Linked DNA regions of Homo sapiens: all the other regions are linked to region 3. Evidence: chromatin contacts called from ENCODE Hi-C or POLR2A ChIA-PET data. All regions are on one chromosome and are shown on one strand. The core of a region is the stretch at or near the end of the contact, and the rest is flanking DNA. Distances in the headings are between cores, read along the strand shown.

Region 1 (3,254 bases), core at 198-2,697, 380 kb after region 3:
TCAGTCCCCTCCCCCATCCCCATGGCTGTCAGCAAATGCGATCCATTGCATTTTGCTTCTCCTTTAAAAGCAGTGCAGTGGCATTCCAAGTGGGACAGACCAGTAAAGAGGCCAGCAGGAGAAATACCTCCCTCATCTTCAACACTCTTCTTCAGTTAATGTCACCTAAGATGACACCAATTTTCTTGGTAACTGTTCAGGTTGATTCACGTCGACTTTACAGTCAACACACACCCCTGAGTCTTTCACACCTGCCCCATCCCGGGCATGTATAAAATTCCATTTGTTTAGCCCCAAGGTTCCAGATGTACATTAATCCTATTATATTTCATCTTGTTACATTCAGCCACCATGAATCCAAACTGTTTTGGGATCTTAGGAGATTCTAATTCTGTTATCCAAGATGTCAGCTGCCTCTGAAAGTTCTTCCTAGTCTCTAATAGAACTGTTGAAACAGAACGGTCATGGGAGATTCTGGGACACGGATGGAACCACCCAGCAGGCTGACATCCATCTGTTTGTTAGCAGCTTTAGGGCCACTCAGCACATCCCCAGCTGTCCCAGTGACACTGTCTCCAGCCCTCCTTGTTCTCAAGAGAGCCATGAGCTGTCTGCTCTGCTGCCTACCACAATGCCATGTGCTACCAACTTAGGAATCCTGTCTCCTCCCTCCAAAAAAGTACAGTGAGTAGTCATCTTTTTTCTTGGTAAATCCATGCTGATTCCTAACGATCATCACTTTCTTTCCTAAGCCTTCATAAGCCATCCCTTTCCTTGTAGATGAGAGAAATTAACCCTGAGTTCAAAGCAGAAGCCTTCAGACAGCTGTACGTGTTAATTCATTATGCTGGGCATCTCCATTTGCCCCTCCACAGCCACCCCATCCTCCTCCCCACTGCTCTGTACCCCAGGAAGCTGACCTTGTGGACCGCATTACTGGGCACCCTTGCCCTCTGGCTTCAGTTGGGTTCTGCCAGTGGGAGGCACCAGCAAGAGACAGGAGGGTGGGGCCAGGCGTGGTGGGTCACCCCTGTAATCCCAGCACTGTGGGAAGCCAAGGTGGGTGGATCACCTGAGGTCCGGAGTTTGAGACCAGCCTGGCCAACATGGTGAAATTCTATCTCTACTAAAAATACAAAAAATTAGCTAGGCGTGGTGGTGCGCACCTATAATCCCAGCTACTCAGGAGGCTGAGGCAGGAGAGTTGCTTGAAACCAGCAGGGTTGAGGTTGCAGTGAGTTGAGATCTAGCCACTGTGCTCCAGCCTGGGTGACAGAGTGAGACTCCATCTCAAAAACAAAGAGAGAGAGAGAGAGAGAGAGAGATGGGTGGGACAAGGTCAAGATATTTATTTATCCTCCTGGTTCTACTGTAATGGGCCCTTGCTTGGCTGTGTCTCTCCACTGCCCCTGTATCTAAGGCCATAGCCCCTGATGAATGGCTCTCTCCTCCAGATACTTTCTCTTTCACTTCGCCCCCTTTACCCTTCAGGCTCCCCCCGCTGCTAGCCCTGGAGGGCTTCATCTTTCCTTGTTAGCTTCCTTTAGCTTTACGCATAACTTGTAAGTAGTGACATTTCTAAATTCTGCTCAATTACCCCATTTGAGTGTGCCGTCTGTCTCCTGCCAGAACGCTGACCAATACACTCATATTTTGAGTCATTGCCTAAAGACTTAGGCCTAACAGTGCTAGACGTGGGAGGGAGTGTAGGTGTTGGTGAGAATAGCATAAGAGTTAAAGGCACGGAATTTGTGGTCTAACTAACCAGGATTGAACTTGATTTCCACCGCTTTCCAGCTATAGTTACTGAACTTCTCTGAGCCTCTGCTTTCTCTTCTGTAAAATGGGAGCAGTAGTCCCCTCTCACAAATTCTTTGTCAGGATTTTATGTGATTATATTTGTGAAACATTAAATTTAGCATCAGGTGCATTATAAGCACTTGATAAATGTGTTATTCTGATTATTATTAAGACAGACTCTAACCATTGAGGGTATTGCTTTGGTGCTAGAATACGCTAGCAATAAGCTTCAAGGTTTTCCTGTTTATGTCCACCAGGGAATTTGGACCTCAGGTAATCTGCCCAAATCCTGCCCAAACAGGAGTAAGAAAAAATAAGCATTGTTGTTGCTGTTATTTTATTAGCTAGAGAGGCAGTCAATTCTATCACTTATTGTCAACATAATTTTTTAGCAAAGACTACTCTAGGAGGCTGTAGTTACATTCTTTCTGACACCTTTCCCCTATCTCTTTTCTACATAATCTTAGAGTCCCCCAACCACCAAGGATGATTCCTACTGATTCAAACTAAGAAAATGTGGCACCTTTTAACCTCTGCCCTTACAGAGCTTCTCCCCACCACATCCACCCCCGCCCACAATGATATTCTTACCAAAATAAGCTCAGAAGAGAGTCTCTTAACTTTGTCCAAAAGCTAAATCTGAAAGAGGTTAAAGGTTCTCTGGTCAGTCGCATTTCACCCGACTATTTTTAGCTGATATAGGGCAAAACAAGTTTCCCCAAAGATCTGGGCCCTGTGAAAGCTGGAATTTCTGCCAAGATGGAGGAATACAGCTCTCCCTGCTGGAAAAGAGAGCACAATTCCCTCTTTCCTCACCCCGGGATACCTATTTGCTGCCAGTGAATCTCCCACCTACTCTGTCATGCTAGCATTTGATCACATTGGGTTCATATGTGCTTATTTGCTGCTCCAACCCCAATCCTTACTCCTGAGCCTTTACCACTCAACTATCAATGTGTCCACTCATCCTCTGGGCCATCTTGTGCCCTCTTATCCTCTATCTCCTGGGTCAGAAGCTTGGCAGTTTTCTGGATGTGACTCCTAATGGAAATCCATGACAAAAATGCCCTGGATTCTCAACCAGGGAGAGAAACTCCTCTTCTCAGCCTCTTCTGCCAATGTGCCCCACTCCTATTTCTCTCTCCTGAGAGCCCTAAGCCCTGCCATGTTCCTTCTGTCCTTTCAGCCCCTTTCTTCCCCTACTCACATAATGCACCAAGGGTAAGCATCTTCCTGCCCAGATATATCTGCCCTTTCACATACTCCCATGTGACTCTTTGACCTCTGTTGTTGGAATCTCTTGACTTAGAAAACCAGAGATGTTTCCATGACTTTTAAGGCTTTTGTTGGCAAGACAGCAAGGAGAATGGAGTGAGGGGCCAAGCTCAGGCTTTCTGCCTGGCCCCGGAGGGCAATGCCATGGGAAGGTGACCTCGTCACAGGCCTGGGGGCTA
Region 2 (3,038 bases), core at 418-2,917, 450 kb after region 3:
CAGGAGAATCTCCTGAACCCGGGAGGCGGAGGTTGCAGTGAGCCAAGATCAAACCACTGCACTCCAGCCTGGGAGACAAGAGCGAAAAGAATGAATAAGATCTGATATTTGATAGCACAACAAGGTGACTATAGTCAATAATGATTGAATTGTACATTTAAAAATAACGAAAAGAGTATAATTGGATTGTCTGTAACACAAAGGATAAAAGCTTTAAGTGATGGATACCCCATTTACCCTGATGCAATTACTACACATTGTATGCGTGTATCAAAATATCTCTCATGCCCCATAAATACACACACCTACTATGTCCCGACAAAAATTTAAAATTTTTTTTAATTTTTAAAAATTTGTTGAAAAACCATCAGCCCTGTTAAGTTGCTCACACGTGCTGTTGCAGCCCCAGCTCACCCGGTAGTAAATCCTGCTGACACAGGGTCCCCCACAGCTATGGGTCTATCCTTCCTCTGGTGTGGCAAGACTACATTTTCAGGAAGCTGCTGGGCAGAATGAAGCAACTCAAAGCTCAGGAGAAGTGTCTACGTGCCTTTTAGGGTTGGGGTTTAACCCAGCACTCAGGGATTTCCCAGCATGCAGACAAAGGCACTGACAGTTACAGCAGAAGCTGGAAGGGTGAGTCAAGCCAGGACTCAGCACGCTTGAACCCATCCACAGCTCCCACTCACATCATCCCACACTCCCTTTTCACATTTACTCCAAGCATCTGGAGCCCCAAGCTCCTGTGCCTCAACCCATGCCCTCAGTAACAGTATCCATTGCCAAGCCAGAATTGACTCCGGGCCCACCTTGCCACTCACTCAGAGTCTGTGAGGAGTGGGCACCGCACGCAGCCGTGAAACAGGCCAACTCACAGGTGGGCTCCCCACTGCACGTCTTGTCCGAAAAGACACCCCTCAGCCCCATCAGTGTTGACTTTGCATTGCGCCATTAGATTATTTCTTTCAGCTCTTCTTAAGACAAATGGCTGGCTGTTGGGAGGCTGGCCAGGGTTAAGGTGGAGCCTCAATGTGGCCATTTTCACAGCCCCGGCAAAGCCTGTGGTTGATGCCAAACCCCCATTGAACTGAATAGAATGGAGGAAAGCTAACCAACCCACCAGAATAATAATCACTAATGCTATGGAGTGATCACACAGCAAGACTGTTCTAAGTGTTTTATGTGTATTCATTTATTTTTACCTCATCATAAGTACTATTATTTTTCTATTTTATAGATGAGAAAACTGAAACAAGGTCACAAACCAGATGATCTAAAGGGTAGCCACTACTGCCTCCTAAAGAACCCCAATCAGGAATCCCAGATTAATTTGCCCAGCATCCTGTTTGGAAACCACATGTCCACCCTGCAACTGTACCTGGCTTGTGTCCCACAAGGAGGAAGATGCAGGGGACTCCGGAAGCTAAGGAGGTAGACATGGGGTTTACTTGGGTTAATGTGGCCGGGGAGTCAGGAGACCTTGATTCCCATTCTGGCTCTGCCCCTATCCGCATGAGGATGGCCAACTGTTCCAACCATGGGTTCCACTCTCCTCATTGCTCAGCCACCAGGTTTCCAGGTCCCTCAGGCCCCTGCACATCCTCAGATATCTGAAGAACAGTGATCGGTGTGACGACAGGGCCCCTTCACAGAACGAACTTGACAAAGAACCACTCACCGCACACACGAGCCTTAGAATGCACGTGTCAGTGTTTTGGGAAATATGTGCTGTTTTGAAATGTGTCTGGGCCATGAGCAAGTTTGGGGGGAGACAGGATAGGAGCTTTTCTTCCAGTTAATGAAGTGAGGCTTCATGGAGGAAGAAGATTTTCTTAGTCACATTTCCTGTTTCACACTGACCTTTTAAAAGGAAACCCACAAGTGAACCTGTGCTAGGGCCTGCTTGCAAAATCTACCCACAGGTATAATAAAGATGATCTAAATAAAGCCCACAGTAGGCCAAGCTTAACCTGAATCAGTGGAAATAATAAGATCACTAAGAAGGGCTGATGGCCTGAGATAAGAGACATGGTGGTGCTCCGTATACTGTAAATAGAAGTGACACGTGAGAGATTTAATGATTATTAAACAGGAATCTAAGCAGAGAGGCAGAGATAAACCATGCAATCTTTTCATCAGTCTCTAGGTACTCAGGGCTTAGCCACTCATTATAAAATGGAGACTCTAAAAAATTAGGAGAGATGGATGCAGTGATTTCAAAAGAAGTTGTGTTGATTGGGTTATAAAATTAATTATGGGAATTAAGATTACTTATCTGCAGAGGAAAAGACCAAGAGATAACTGAAGAACTTAAAGTTGGTAAGGGGCCGGGCTCGGTGGCTCATGCCTATAATCCCAACACCTCAGGAGCCTGAGACGAGAGGACTGCTTGAGCCCAGTTGTTCAAGGCTAGCCTGGGCAACACAGTGACACCCCGCATTTACAAAAATATTTTTTTTGTCCTCAGATTTGGTAGTGTGTGTTTCTAGTCCCAGCTACTAGGGTGGCTAAGACAGGAGGACCGCTTGAGCCTGGGAGGTTGAGGCTGCAATGTGCTGTGATCACACCACTGCACTCCAGTCTGGGTGACGGAGCAAAAGTCCATCTCAGAAAAAAACCAAAAAGTTGGTAAGGAATCAATTATTGGATGACACATTGCCATATCTACTGAGCACAGAATGACAGGCCCAAACAACAGCAGACAGATATGGGATGCTCAAGGATGTCCCAGAGATGGCCAGGTATGGTGGCTCACGCCTGTAATCCCAGCACTTTGGGAGGCCAAGGCAGGCAGATCACTTGAGGTCAGGAGTTCGAGATCAGCCTGGCCAACATGGTGAAATCCTGTCTCTACTAAAAATACAAAAACTAGCTGGGTATGGTGGCGCATGCCTGTAGTCCTAGCTACTCTGGAGGCTGAAGCAGGAGAATCACTTGAACCCGGGAGGCAGAGGTTCCAGTGAGCTGAGATCACACCACTGCACTCCATCCTGGGCAACTGAGCGAGACTCCAACTCAAAAAAAAAAAGAAAAAAAAA
Region 3 (3,033 bases), core at 272-2,771:
TACTTACCATGTAAATATTTAGCCATTTCAATATATTTGTTCTGGACTTGTTCTTCTTATGTGTGTCTCCTGTGTTGAGTCTGTTTAATTGTAGGTTATTATTGTGTGTCTATATTGATGTCATTTCTTTAAGTACAGACACAGACAGCATTGCTTCAGCTGCCCCCACCCCTCCTTTTAAAAATAACACCTTACACAATATCCCTTCCTTGAGGACATCAAATAAATAACTTTTGTTCAAGAGCATATCTGATGAGGTGGCTAACTTGGAAATTTGTTCCTAGGCAGACCTTGTGACCTCTGTTTCAATACATAGTGAGTGGCCTTTGCTCCCATTTTATGCTACAGATTCACTCTGGAGATAGAATTGGTTGCACCTCTCCAGGCAGTGAGTTTGGAGAGCCCTTGGTGGTTAGGATGCCATTTGTGCTGGTGGCACAGAAATACAAGCAGTAAGCCCAGAGTTGCTTACTCTCCACTGGAGGTTTCTCAGAGGCTGGGGGGGACCCGAGACTCCTCTGCTTCAACTCCGCTCTACTATATGCCACTGGAAGTGTAGCTGAGGCTGAAGGGTATCAATGTTGGTATTTATCAGGTTGGACTCCCCCAAGTGCCCTATTTTCATACCTCCAAGGAGCAAGTGATTCAACAGAACTGTTTTCTTGGCCTCAAATGAGTCTAAGAAGGGGAAATCACTTAATACCAGCCGTCTGTGAGGGACCGATCACAAAGCTGTGTCTTTCTAATCCTCCTTGTAAATCAAAGGGAGGGGAATCCCCAGAGCCCAGGAGTACACATGAATAGAAAGCACCACAGGTAATAAAAACACCTAAAAAGGTCAGCAGAAACTCGGGGAGCTGCTGGAAATTCACCTCCTCTGCCTTTCTATGGGACTCAGTGGGCAGTGATCAGGTAGCAGGCAAGGATACCCAACTACACACCAAAGCAACTTGGCCACAGGACACGTACAGTGCAGCAGAAGGCTGGTAGGATAGTTTCTTCCACATCCATGTGAACCTCAGAGTCATCTGACCATTGGCCTTGTTCTCTTCCAGGTTCTAGCTGGCCAGAGACTTTTTTGGCCTCATACTAACTGCAAAATTGCACACAGTTGGCGAATACACCACTGGAAGCCACTGTGGCTGCATTGTCACAGTTCACCAATTGTGCATGTTATTTCCTGCAGTGGGCCCAAGATCACTGACAGGATGCCGTCGGGGTTGGGCTGAAGGTGGAAACAGCACACTAGCTTGCTGTTTGTGGCCTCTTTACAACTGCCGGCCCCATCTGAGATCCGGAACCAACACGTGCTAACCTCAGCCCATTGGGGCCAGTGGGGCAGCCAGCAGTGGAACCATAGCTCTCCACACCTATGTCTATGGCACGGTAGCTGCCGGCCCACAGTTTCCACTGCATCCCCTTGCATGTGCACCCCAAGAGAAGTAGGCCAAAGAGAAAGCTGCCTTAGGGAGCCACATGGTTATCTTGTGTGTTTACTTTTGCCAAATGGCAGACACAATTCTACTTCAATGCATTTTTCTGAACTCAGTGGTCAAAAGTAGCACGGAAGCACTACTTGCGTCAGCCCCCTCTGTGATTGAGCGAGTGTGTGCTTGTGCAAAGCTGAGGAGATTTTTTTTCACCTCCTCCTTCTGCATTCCCTCAGACTGAGCCACTCTCTTCTTTAGGGGCTCCCCTACTAGGCAGAGTGTTTCTCTAGCTTTGCCTGTGGATTTCACAGTGAAATCTACAGAAGACAGTTTTCCTCAGGGCTGATAATAAGAGGTATGAACTTATTAAGATTGGAAGCATTCTCACCATAAACACAAATTATTTCAAGTTGCTCCTTCATCCCCTTTTCCTTGGCCACTGCCATTGGTTCTGTGTAGGATGGATTTCTTAAGGTTGAAGATAAGCAATGCAAAGGTGGAATTTTGAGTACAGCACTCATCCTAATGTGGGTGAAATATATGAAACATTTATTCTAAGCAGACTGCTACATTAACAGTTGTTATACATTCATTCTCTGCATATCTTTTGTGGACTCAACACTTTTAGGTACAGAGAGGTTAGGAGAATTTCCCAGAATTGCACAGCAGGTTAGTGACAGTGCCAGAAATAAAAGTCTGCCTGACTCCCACACCCATGTTTTCTTCAAGCCAAATTGAAGTTTGGCCTCTTCTCCACAAATATTTCACAAGAAAAATTCCCCACAGCCTTTCAGAATTTCCCAGAAAACAATTGTTGTGCAGTCCTTCAAGATGGAAATGGCAGGCTGGAATATTGAAACCTTATCAGCTTTTATTCTAGAACTGACAGTTGATATTTTCTGAGCTGAAGCTAAGATAAAAGTTTATTTTTGTGTTTTTTTTTTTTAATCGTGGAATGATTTTTGATTTTCCAGAGCATGGCAAAACTAAGCCAGCAAATACTAAAACCACATTTGTTTTTGTGACGCTCAAACTCCGTAACAAATATTGGGTATCTCTATACAAAGCTGGATGTGGACAGGAAGGGTTTGGGATGGGGAGAGGCATGCGTCTGGGAGCGTGGCCTTTCTGGACCTACCCTGTTCTCACTCTCTTCCTTCTGCCTCTTGCCCTCATTGCTTTCCTTATTCTCTTTCTTCCTCTTGTCTCCTTCTCACCTCCAGCTCCTACCACAGCAGACAGGTTGGGGCAGACACCGTCATGGTTGGGGAGCAGGAGGACAGCATGGGGAAAACCACTCCAGGCCTTTCTCTCAAACCTTAGTGATGAAAGGACTCAATGGACCTGAACAATTTCTCACAGGAAAGTTCCGGTCTCTGTCTCCTTAAAAGCAAGGCATTCAGTAACCCTTAACAGAGCCAGGATTAAAACTTGAATTTCTGACTTATCCCAGGCCTCTGTTTGGATAGAAAGGCTAGGTCACTGTCATATATGGCAATTAGGATCACTTCAGATACAAAAGTAACATTTTTAAAGCTGTGCCTTAAGCAGAGAGACCATTTTTAGTACAAAAAGGAAAAAAAGATTAACTGTGCCTTCAGAG
Region 4 (3,108 bases), core at 114-2,613, 490 kb after region 3:
GCCAGTTCCTCTCCCACCCTGTCCTCTCTCCTGAAAAGGATTTAATTGAGCATCTATACTCCCTCTCTCTGCATGTCTGCAGCACACCAAATCAGTGTGATTAGGGACACTGTGGCAAGTTAGTGTTCTGGCTTGGCCTCAGGGTCCCGTGGAGACAGGTCCAGCGGTGCTTCAGCCCTGGGCTCAAGCTGTGGCAGGGAGAGAGGCAGTCCAGCGGCAGCAAGGATGGGAAGAGCAGCTGGACACTCAGAGCATCGTCACCACAGCAGAAGGCAAACTCCAGCCCTGCCGCTCCCCTCTCCTCCACTTTGCTAAAACAAGCCAGAGAAGAACTGCAGGCCTTCCCAGAGGACCCTCACCTGCCAGCCTCTCTAGCAAGTCTGAATGGAGGCCCCTCCCTGTCTACTTAGCCCTCTCCAGTGGTCCGGCACTACATTCCTCGCTCTATAATTTCTTCTACCTTGATCTTTAAGCGTTTTCTTGCCTGTGTAATCATTTCACCTTTCATGCCTGTTAGTGCTGTTTCTGAAAGAAAAGGGACTGTGTCATAGTCATAGCTGCACCCCGGGTAATATCCACAGACACATAGTAGATCTCAGGAAATGCTTGTTCTGAGAGTGGCTGGGCAGGGTAAGTTAGAACCCACCCCGGTGCTCCCTGCTCTTTCCCCACGCTGCTACCAAAGCACCAGCCCTCCCACCATCACCTTCTCTGTTTCCCTGCCTCTCTGCACTGAGAGTCCTGGAGTCAGCACTCCTGTCCACTCACATTGGAATCCTCCTTGCCTAGCATGGTGGCTGGCACATAACTGTTATTGGTATTCACTCATTTCACATTTATTCCACGCCTTCCATCATGTATGTCTTAGAATGCTTTCTACACAATGTCTTTGATTTTTCAACAACAACTCCATAAGAGTCCATAAGGTGGGTATTCTCCCGTTTTACAGCTGGAAAAACTAAGGCAAGCAGAAGTTAAATGCCTTGACCAAGGCCAACCAGTGTGGCAAAATGTCTTGACCGAGGCCACCCAGCGTGGCAAGGAGAAGTTCAATGCCTTGACCGAGGCCACCCAGGCAGAGGCAAGATTCAAACCCAGGCCTCTCAGGTACCCAAAGCCTAGTTCTCTCTTGTAGACCGGCTGCTTCTCCAGCCTCAGGGTGAAAGCTCCTCCCATCCAAACATTCAAACTGTGGGTTACAGCGTGTCACTTCAGTGGAAAGTCTGTTTCTCCTCGAACCCAGGGAGAGGTCTCGGGGAGCTGCAGCCTGGAGCTTTCTACCGCTTTCTACCGCCCATGTTGGGAGCATGGGAAGCGGGTGTTTTTCTTGCTTGCGGCCTTGGTGGCCATTTCCTACAGTGTATCCGCACTGGAGAATGACAGGAAGAAGTGGCTTCCGGCTGGTGCAGGGAGGAGCCTGCCTCTGCCTGCCCTACAGAGAAGGGATTTTTTTTTTGCTCCAAAGCAGCAGCCACTCTGCCTTGCCCTTGGACAGGGAACACAGGAGAACTAGGAAATGATGAGTTTGGGGTAGTTATTACATTTGTTTTTAATACAATTGATTAAGCTTATATAATTTCATCTTTAATAATGGCTGTGTTTAACCGCTGATTTCCAAAATGCCTGAAAATCGAGCAATCAGTGCTCATGAACCAATATTATATAGGACCAATTACTTCTCAGGGCTGTTGTAAATCCAAATACCATAATGTCAGTGTTCACCAGCAGGTTGCTGGAACCAGCTGTGTGACCTTGGGCAAGCTTCTTAACCAGCATATGCTTCAGGTCTTGCCCATCTGTAAAATGAGACCATTGTGAAGATAATAGGATATATATATATATGTAAAGAACCTAGCCAGGGTAGACTGGGTGAGGTGGCTCACACCTGTAATCCCAGCACTTTGGGAGGCCAAGGTGGGTGGATCGCTTGAACCCAGAGTTTGAAACCAGCCCTGGCAACATAGGGATACCCTGTCTCTAAAAAAGAAATAATAAAATAAAATAATAAAAAAGAACCTGGCCAGGGTGGGACCAGGGTGACAGCGGCACTCACAAAGGACCAGGCACTCAGTCTCAGGGTCAGCAGCTGAATGCCTCCTTAAATTTTGTACACTAGGCCCCTCGCTTGCCTGACACTTGTCTGAGCCCCACTCTTGGCACATAGTAGGTACGTGCTATTATTTACTACAAGAGCTTCAAGGAGGGTGTAACCTAACAGCAATGTAAAGATGAGGAAAGTTATCTAATAATACATGAGAAAAACACCAGCGTGGCACATTGTCCTGGGACATATGGTAGATACCCAATGAGCTTTTCAGATAATGAGGGTTGTATTTCAGCAATGAAACCCACAGCCTGCTGAGGAGACATCTCTAGAAGATTCAGGGCTGTCTCTGAAAACACCTGCGACAAGCAAAAATTTCTTTGCGTTGTTTTGAAAGATAAAAAATACTAATCTTCAAAATGTACTTCCTGCTGCATAGTAGGTAGATAGGCACCGTAAGATTGCTCTCCCCTAACAGTGCTTCTAGTGAAATTAACAGCAGGGGATGATGGGCCTGTTAACCCTGCAGCTTCCCAAGTTCCCTGACTCAACACTGGGCACCCACCACCCAGAGTCGGTGGTTGGCGGGGAGGAAGATGCTAAGACACTGGCCCTATGTGGGGAGGGGAGGGCTGTATGGGCTGGAGGAGGTAAGCTGTCACTCATTGAGGATGTACAGAAGGGGAATTGGGGTTGATGCCTTGAATAGAATGGCTGGAAAATTCTAAAAGTATACTTTCAAAGGAGACAACCCTCAAATCTCTTCCCTAAATCATTTCCTTTTAATGCAATATTTGGGCAGATTAGGGATTAATAGTGAGGTATTGTGATAAGAGCATTGGATTTGAAATTAAAAAGCTTGGTTTCCACTCCTTACTACTTCCATAACCTTGGGCAAATCATCTGACCTCCAGAAGCTTCACTTCTCTATTTGTAAAGCAGGGACCATTGTGAGGAACAGGTGAAATGAAGTGTTATTACATAAATGTTCACAATGGCTGTGAACTGGTTGGCCATTTGAAGATCCCCAGTCAATGCTGCCAAGAGCCAGGAAGAAAGTTCCT

What was found. Hi-C counts contacts between places; a loop is a spot of excess contacts on that map. ChIA-PET counts read pairs that join two places held with the same protein, here RNA polymerase II (POLR2A). Pooled maps may share reads with other maps.
Region 1: a pooled map shows a loop between it and region 3 (8-fold over the local background). The contact joins two enhancer-like sites. A Hi-C loop is called at or near these places in 1 of 37 single-sample maps with no recorded cell type and 8 of 50 pooled maps. POLR2A ChIA-PET finds 5 or more read pairs at or near these places in 3 of 52 experiments (IMR-90, activated B cell and activated CD4-positive, alpha-beta memory T cell).
Region 2: a loop to region 3 is called in a pooled map, with 6 times the contacts of the local background. The contact joins two enhancer-like sites. A Hi-C loop is called at or near these places in 8 of 50 pooled maps. POLR2A ChIA-PET finds 5 or more read pairs at or near these places in 2 of 52 experiments (B cell and GM12878).
Region 4: POLR2A ChIA-PET joins it to region 3 with 10 read pairs in CD4-positive, alpha-beta memory T cell. The contact joins two enhancer-like sites. A Hi-C loop is called at or near these places in 10 of 168 maps with a recorded cell type or tissue (CD4-positive, alpha-beta T cell, CD4-positive, alpha-beta memory T cell, CD8-positive, alpha-beta T cell and 5 more), 1 of 37 single-sample maps with no recorded cell type and 14 of 50 pooled maps. POLR2A ChIA-PET finds 5 or more read pairs at or near these places in 16 of 52 experiments (B cell, CD4-positive, alpha-beta T cell, CD4-positive, alpha-beta memory T cell and 12 more).

What each region holds. Positions count from the first base shown.
Region 1 is chr14:68,662,011-68,665,264 of GRCh38, forward strand. All of the region lies in intron 2 of RAD51B-AS1 (RAD51B antisense RNA 1), which reads right to left. It also overlaps a transcript of RAD51B not described here. Among named protein-coding and RNA genes, the nearest start is that of RAD51B-AS1, 22 kb to the right of the region's middle. RefSeq lists an enhancer at 1,372-1,561. Within about 2 kb of position 1,448, at least 7 of the 41 ENCODE cell types and tissues checked have a DNase peak (open chromatin) inside an H3K27ac peak, as active enhancers do.
Region 2 is chr14:68,732,709-68,735,746 of GRCh38, forward strand. LOC105370547 (a long non-coding RNA gene) reads left to right here. Exons shown (of 4, transcript XR_007064227.1): 3 at 1,238-1,431. Among named protein-coding and RNA genes, the nearest start is that of RAD51B-AS1, 49 kb to the left of the region's middle. Within about 2 kb of position 1,668, at least 11 of the 41 ENCODE cell types and tissues checked have a DNase peak (open chromatin) inside an H3K27ac peak, as active enhancers do; they include B cell, where a contact is called at or near this core.
Region 3 is chr14:68,282,395-68,285,427 of GRCh38, forward strand. All of the region lies in intron 7 of RAD51B (RAD51 paralog B), which reads left to right. Among named protein-coding and RNA genes, the nearest start is that of RAD51B-AS1, 400 kb to the right of the region's middle. RefSeq lists enhancers at 971-1,040, 2,777-2,826, 2,877-2,936. Within about 2 kb of position 1,522, at least 18 of the 41 ENCODE cell types and tissues checked have a DNase peak (open chromatin) inside an H3K27ac peak, as active enhancers do; they include B cell, CD4-positive, alpha-beta T cell and CD8-positive, alpha-beta T cell, where a contact is called at or near this core.
Region 4 is chr14:68,770,513-68,773,620 of GRCh38, forward strand. It overlaps LOC107984709 (a long non-coding RNA gene), which reads right to left. Exons shown (of 2, transcript XR_001750793.2): 2 at 2,804-3,108. Among named protein-coding and RNA genes, the nearest start is that of ZFP36L1, 21 kb to the right of the region's middle. Within about 2 kb of position 1,364, at least 13 of the 41 ENCODE cell types and tissues checked have a DNase peak (open chromatin) inside an H3K27ac peak, as active enhancers do; they include CD4-positive, alpha-beta T cell and CD8-positive, alpha-beta T cell, where a contact is called at or near this core.